Regions from separate parts of the Mus musculus genome. Here region 2 is linked to region 1. A link is a contact called in ENCODE Hi-C data. All regions are on one chromosome and are shown on one strand. Each heading gives the region's core, a stretch centred on a gene start or an enhancer-like site at or near the end of the contact. The rest is flanking DNA. Distances are from core to core; before and after follow the strand shown. Region 1 holds the start of Ptp4a3 (protein tyrosine phosphatase 4a3). Region 2 holds the start of Psca (prostate stem cell antigen).

Region 1 (3,202 bases), core at 448-2,947:
CCACCTGGGGCTCTCCTGTGGTCCCTATCCTGTGCATAGTTTCAGATGGCCCTTGAGGGACCAAGTTGGGGAAGTCCCTTAAAGCAAGAGGCAAAGGGGCAGCTGACATAGTGGCTCCTTCTTGGAAGGCATGGAGCTGCTCTTAGGGTGGCCTGGGTGTCCCCTCCTATGAAGTTCTCCCAGACCTCGAGGGCTGAGGTCTCGTGATAGGTTCTGGATGGCTCCCCAATCTGGACCTCTGCCTAGAACACCAGGTCATTTGTTCCTTCCATAAACAAGCGGGAGCTTCTTGGTGCCATGCCTGGGTGGGAGGTGGGGTATGGGTGGGGCCCAGTGCTAGGTTCCCCCTCCCTTTAAGGATGCCTTCCCTGGGCTGGGCACATAGCCAAGGGGGTTGGGGAGAGCCTGGGGTTAAGGAGCCTGTTTTGTGAGGGGTTGCACCCTTGGAACTGTGCGACACAGGGGTGTAAGAGCTTTGGATGAGTTCCGAGGGACTGGCGTGGGTGGAGCCTGCTAGGGTCTCCCCTCCTGGCCCCAGAGATGGGTTACTCTGGGAGGGCTCCAAGAAGGCTCTGGATGTGTTATATATAGACTTCTCCGAAAGGCTTGGGGCCCTGCCAGCTGTAGCAGGTGCCCCCAGGATTAGCTAGAGGCCCCAGCATGCTGGTGTGTGTGTGTGTGTGTGTGTGTGTGTGTGGTGTCACTTGGAGCCCCGGTTGCAGCCCTGGCTGGTGCAGCATCTCAGACGTTGCTGGGCCTGTCACTAACAAACCCTTTTCTAGACAACTGATGGGCCACCAGGGATGGTTTGATGTGCTTTCTCCTACCCACCTGGGATTGGGACCAGTAGGGTCTCTGGGGGAGGGCAAATCTCCAGTCATGGTCCAGCTACCTGGCTGGGTGACTTGGGGCATCTACTCAGTATCTGTTGTGTTGCTGGAGGCTGGTGCCTTGTGGAGGGTTCAGGATCTGCAGTCAGGATGGAAACTAGTGGAACAGCTGAGACCATGGGTCTGGTCAGCAACAATGCCGTTAACCTGCTGGATTTATAAGGGTGGCATATTCTGGGGATCTTAGGTGGCTGCCTAGCTTTCTGGGGGTGAGCCAGGATGGGGCTGCAATGGGATGCTCCAGCCTGGACGTTATCAGCCCTGCTTACCTGGGCCAGGGGGAGAATGGGGGATAGTAGGCTCTGCTGTGCAAGGTTGGCTAATGAGACTTCTCTCTGGGAGTATTAGGGGCATGCCCTCCCCTGGCTCAGGTCCAGCCTTTCAGGGATCATTCCTCTCCCCAGCACCAACTACTGATTGCAGGGCCAGGCCTCTGTCTGGGAGCCGGGCTTGGGCCAGGGTTCCCAGCAAGGCAAGGCCTCTGGGGATTCTGTGAGCTGGAACTCAAGCCCTGCACCAGAAGGCTCCCAGGGCGGTGCAGCCACTGGGGCAGGTGCGGACTGACATCTGTCTCCATTCTTGGGCGGGAGAGCACAGGGTTCCTGCCTGGGATGCCCTAGGACAGAACCAGGATTCCGTCTGGTCAGTGGAGCCCAGGAGACGATCCTGCTCAGGGGATGCCCTGGAAGACTTCAGGAGAGCTGGGTGGGTGTCAGTTCCCTTGGAGATGAGCCTGTGTAGAGTCGGCTCCCATCTCTTGTGTGACTCGAGTGTGCGTAGGTTCAGTGCCTCAGGTTCTTCAGCTGTAGTCTGGGAGTGGTGGCTCTTAAGGTGAAGTGTGGGCTAGTGCGGCTGAGCACACAGTAGCTGTTCAGTGTGCGCATATGAAGCTGGAGAGCTGGAAGGGTTCCTCCTGGCTTGTGGCCCCTCTGCAGAAGGAGGTCTCCTACCCAGCAGGATGCAGAGGGGATGGCAGGCGGGTCCGCGGTGGTCCTCTCCCTTCCTCCTTCCTCTTCCTCTGCTGGCCGCGCCTTTGTTTGCGTGCTATCTTTAGGCAGCAGGTGCGGGAGCCGCTGTGAGTCGGGTCGCCCGCCGGTCACCGCCCCCCCACGTGACGCCGGGCGCTATAAATAGCTGGGCGGCGGGCGGCGGGCATCCGCCCGGAGCCGGCGCCGCTGCGGAGGGCGCGCACGGGTCCCGGCCCGGCCGGCCGGCGCATGGAGGCGGCCGCACGCCTGCGGGCGCGGGTGAGCCGGGCTGCGGGCGGCGGGGACCCGGCCTCGAGGACGCTCCCGAACCCTAACCCTACTGGGATGGGCCCTGCACGGGATGGCGGCTCCCTGGCGGGCTGGGTGGGAAGTCCCGCTGAGGTCGGGGAGCTGTGTGCCCTCCCCACGCCCCACTACGGGTCCTTGGGGTCCCCAGCCCATCCACGGAGCAGTCTTGCCTGTCTTGACAGCACAGAGTCCTGAACTGTGACCCCTGACTCCTAAGTGTCACACAGGGTCCCATTTAGGTCCCTTCTGAAGCTAGATGCACTCCCACCCCACCACTTGAGGGTGTGGCTTCTGACTACCTCTGTGTCTTTTTTTCCCCCCTGGGGTTCAAGTGTTCCCGATTACTAGACTCGATGTTGAGAAAACCTGGGTGTCTGGACGGCCGGAGCTGGCCAGGGTCCAGAGAAGGTCCTTCCACGCCCCTCTGTCCCATGTCCTCCTCTGGCAAACAGGGACAAAAATGGGTCTTGAAAAACATGCCGGTCTGGGAGCAGCTGAGGGCTTAAGATACTGCTAGAGGAGGCTGGGCGGGGATAGAGAAGGGCCCAGGTCATAGTAGGGTCCTTAAGCACCAGGGGTGGGGAGGGTGTGGTGGCTTGACTGAGTGCCTGTTGAGGCAAGGTGAGCTCAGCTTCTGTTCACACCTAGAGCTGCTGGGATAGGGGTGTAGGTAGCCGGTGGGCCCACAAGCCTTGGCTCAGGCCTGCTAGAATGCAGTAGAGGTAGACCCCCCCACCCCCCCACCTTGTTCTCTGGTCTTCTTAACCCCATAGAAGTGATGTGTCCACCTGGGCATGGTGGCAGATGCCTTAAGTCCTAGCACTCAGGAGGCCCAGCCAGGTGGATCTCTGTGAGTCTGAGGTCAGCCTGGTCTACAAAGTGCGGTCCAGGAGGTAAGACAGGGACAGAGAAACACTGTCTCCAAAGGGGGTGAGCGGAGTGATGTGTCGGCAGAGGGGCTCCTTTTTGGGAGGGCAGCCACCATGTGGTTGAGCCTGGGTAGACTCAGGCATGCTGTGGGCATGCCCCTTTTTG
Region 2 (3,202 bases), core at 226-2,725, 970 kb after region 1:
GTGCCAGGAACCTTTAGGGTGAAGGAGTAATTAGGGATCTTTCAGTACGGATGAGAGATCATCAGAGAGCAGAACACTGTCCCTGGTTGTGGGCAAGTGGATGGTGACCATGGCCAGCATTTCTAACCGCTGATACCTTGCTAGCACAATGGTGTGCCCAGCAGTGTCACCAAGAGAGCCTGGCAGAAGGATCGTGAATGTAGGTGAGCCTCAAAAAACAAACAAACAAACAAACAAACAAACAAAACAACAACAAAAAAACCCACCACCACCATCACCACCACCAACAAAAAACCAGAGACCACAAATCACCCCAAAGCCAAGAGCAGCAGGAAGCACTGGACCCTATGATCTGTGATCAGAGCTGCCTGTGGAAGAGCAACCAATAAGATCTGTGGGTGGCTTCTGCTACAGAGAGGCAGCTGCTGCCACAACAACCCATCAATGAGGCTGCCACAGGGAATGCTGGCCTGACCTCTATCCCTCCCTGCTTTGTTCTGGTAAAGCCGAATGCCTCCCAGACCAAAGAGCAGTGTGCAAAGTGGGTCTGGGGGAGAGCCAAACACACCCAGTGGTAGCCTGCCTCCCCACTCCTGTTTTTCCCCTGGGAAAGCTCTTGAAGGCTCTGTTCCCCCCGACTCTCCTGTAGCTAGAGTTCCAAGTTTTCAGCGGCAGTGTGGGAGGATTAAACATGAGCTGATGGCTATCCGAACTCTCACTCCACAGGCTCTAGGTCCCATACCTAAGAGAGGCAACCTCAGAAGAGCATCTATTTAGTGGCACCTTCTCGAAGGCTCTGTTCCCCCCGACTCTCCTGTAGCTAGAGTTCCAAGTTTTCAGTGGCAGTGTGGGAGGATTAAACATGAGCTGATGGCTATCCGAACTCTCACTCCACAGGCTCTAGGTCCCATACCTAAGAGAGGCAACCTCAGAAGAGCATCTATTTAGTGGCACCTTCTAGCAGCCAGTCATTGTCATTTGAAGCAGTCAACTGCTACTACTGTCTGCTGCGTTTCAACCCAGGCCTGTCTCCTCAAGGGGCAAGGGCCCCAGAAAGGCAATACTGTCTTGATGTGGAGCACTGGGGCTCTAAAGTTGCAACTTTGTCTTTGGCCAAATGGTTAGGGGACTAGAGAAGCTTTCAGGAAAGTAATGTTTCAGAACTGGTCACACTTCCCCGAGGAAGGCAGGAGCCGTTATGGGTATGGCTTAGGATTTCCAGCCCTTGTTCTGTGGGTGCCTAAGAAAGGGCTTCTAGCAAAGACAGCTTGGCCCCACCCTGGGAAGGCAGTGCCCTCCAGAGCCAGAAAGAAGGACAACAGCAGGCAGTGGGAGGGGTGGTGTGAGAGATCAGATTGGAATGGGCTGGGCCTTGGGCTTCCACTGGCTCCAGGTGACCTGTCACTGTTGACTGTGGGTAGCAGAGCCTCCCCTACTAGCTGAGACCATATAAAGCCTCCGGAGGCACACTCCCAGGTGCTCACTGCAACCATGAAGACCGTCTTCTTTCTCCTGCTGGCCACCTACTTAGCCCTGCATCCAGGTAAGCTTCAGACAGCCACGGGACAGGGCTCAGAAAGGAGTGATGGAGAAATGTCCAAGGGGTAGACAGATTAGGAGAGGGAAGGGGAGAGAGAAGACTGGGGACACCAAAGCCCCTTTGCGGTGTGGACTCTTACTAGGGTCCTGTGAGAGGCAGGCTAGGAGGGACTGAAGGGCTTCAGGAAGGAGAGGCTGCCAAGGGACAGACACACAAGGCTACAGGGCCTTAGTCAGGGAAGCCCAGGAGACAAATGGCTTAAGCTGAGAAGTGTCACAGAGGGAGGGGGAGGAACGTAGCAGGACAGGGTCCTCAGGATGTCTTGGAAAGGGTCTCACTGGTCCATCCCCAGCTACTTTTGCCTCCAGTGTGAGAGTCCACTGGGGGTGGGCAGTCTGTGATGAACTAGTGTGCTGAGCCCTCCTATCAAGTAAGTCCAGAAAGGTCACTAGACTCCTAGAGCCTCAGCTTCCAGTTGCAGAGAAAGAAAAAGAAGAATGTCCCCAAGGCCCCTGGAGACCTAAGCAGAACAAAGCTTGTAGCCACTGAAGTCAGATGTAAGCACCTATTCCTACAGATGTGACTTTAAGGACAGCTTTGCCAGCTTTTGAAAAGAGAAGGTGACCCACATGCCCTGACATCTGAAGCTACTTGTCCCAGGCACGGAGCAGGACTTCCCCAGGGGCCCCACAGCATAGTGGAGGCGTAGGAAGCCTAAGAGACAAGCTGGGCTCAGAGGACAGGTGGCCCTCAGAGCCAAGTAGCATGAAGAAGTCGTATGTCCCTCCAGCCTAGTGCCCGGCGGGGCTTTTTCCCTGTGTGACCTGTCACTAGGCCCCTTGTCCCTCTCAGGGATCACAGGTACTTTAAGTTCCTGAACAGTGAATAACAGAGCAAAGTGTGGGTTTTGGGTGACCAAAGCGGAGTAGGCTGGCACAGAGCCCTCCGTAAAGGGTATCTGAGAGTTTTGGGTTTTAGTCTCCTCTATGCTTCAGCAGTCTGGAGGGGACTGGGCTGTCTCTCTCCACTCTGTGTTGGAGATGGGAAGGCCTGGTCCGTCTCTCTTGAGGTGCAGCTGGCCAGCCTCTGAGCCTCAGGCCTCTTGCCTCACCCACAGGTGCTGCTCTGCAGTGCTATTCATGCACAGCACAGATGAACAACAGAGACTGTCTGAATGTACAGAACTGCAGCCTGGACCAGCACAGTTGCTTTACATCGCGCATCCGTGAGTGCTCTGCCGCCCCCCACCCCCAGTGCTCTGCTGCCCCATCCCCGGTCCTCACTGCCTGCTGCCCCACCGGGCGGCCTCCCTCCCCACTCCAGCCAGACATCAAAGCTTTGCTCACCCATTCACCAACCATTTCTGGTCTTTGTGGAGTGGGTCCAGAAGTTTAGCATGTTCCGGAAGGGGCCCTGAGCCAGGGGCAGAGAGGTGGCTATCAGGACCTGGCTTTAATCCCAAGTGTCACTCTCTCTTCCCAGGGGCCATTGGACTCGTGACAGTTATCAGTAAGGGCTGCAGCTCACAGTGTGAGGATGACTCGGAGAACTACTATTTGGGCAAGAAGAACATCACGTGCTGCTACTCTGACCTGTGCAATGTCAACGGGGCCCACACCCTGAAGCCACCCACCACCCTGGGGCTGCTGACCGTGCTCTGCA

What was found. A loop is a pair of places that touch in the nucleus more often than their neighbours do.
Region 2: a loop to region 1 is called in a map of T-helper 2 cell, with 2.8 times the contacts of the local background. The contact joins the promoter of Psca here to the promoter of Ptp4a3 in region 1. A Hi-C loop is called at or near these places in 2 of 37 maps with a recorded cell type or tissue (CH12.LX and T-helper 2 cell).

What each region holds. Positions count from the first base shown.
Region 1 is chr15:73,746,329-73,749,530 of GRCm38, forward strand. Ptp4a3 (protein tyrosine phosphatase 4a3) reads left to right here and starts at 1,698. Exons shown (of 6, transcript NM_008975.3): 1 at 1,698-2,137.
Region 2 is chr15:74,713,364-74,716,565 of GRCm38, forward strand. Psca (prostate stem cell antigen) reads left to right here and starts at 1,476. Exons shown (of 3, transcript NM_028216.2): 1 at 1,476-1,543; 2 at 2,658-2,765; 3 at 3,023-3,202. The coding sequence starts at 1,492.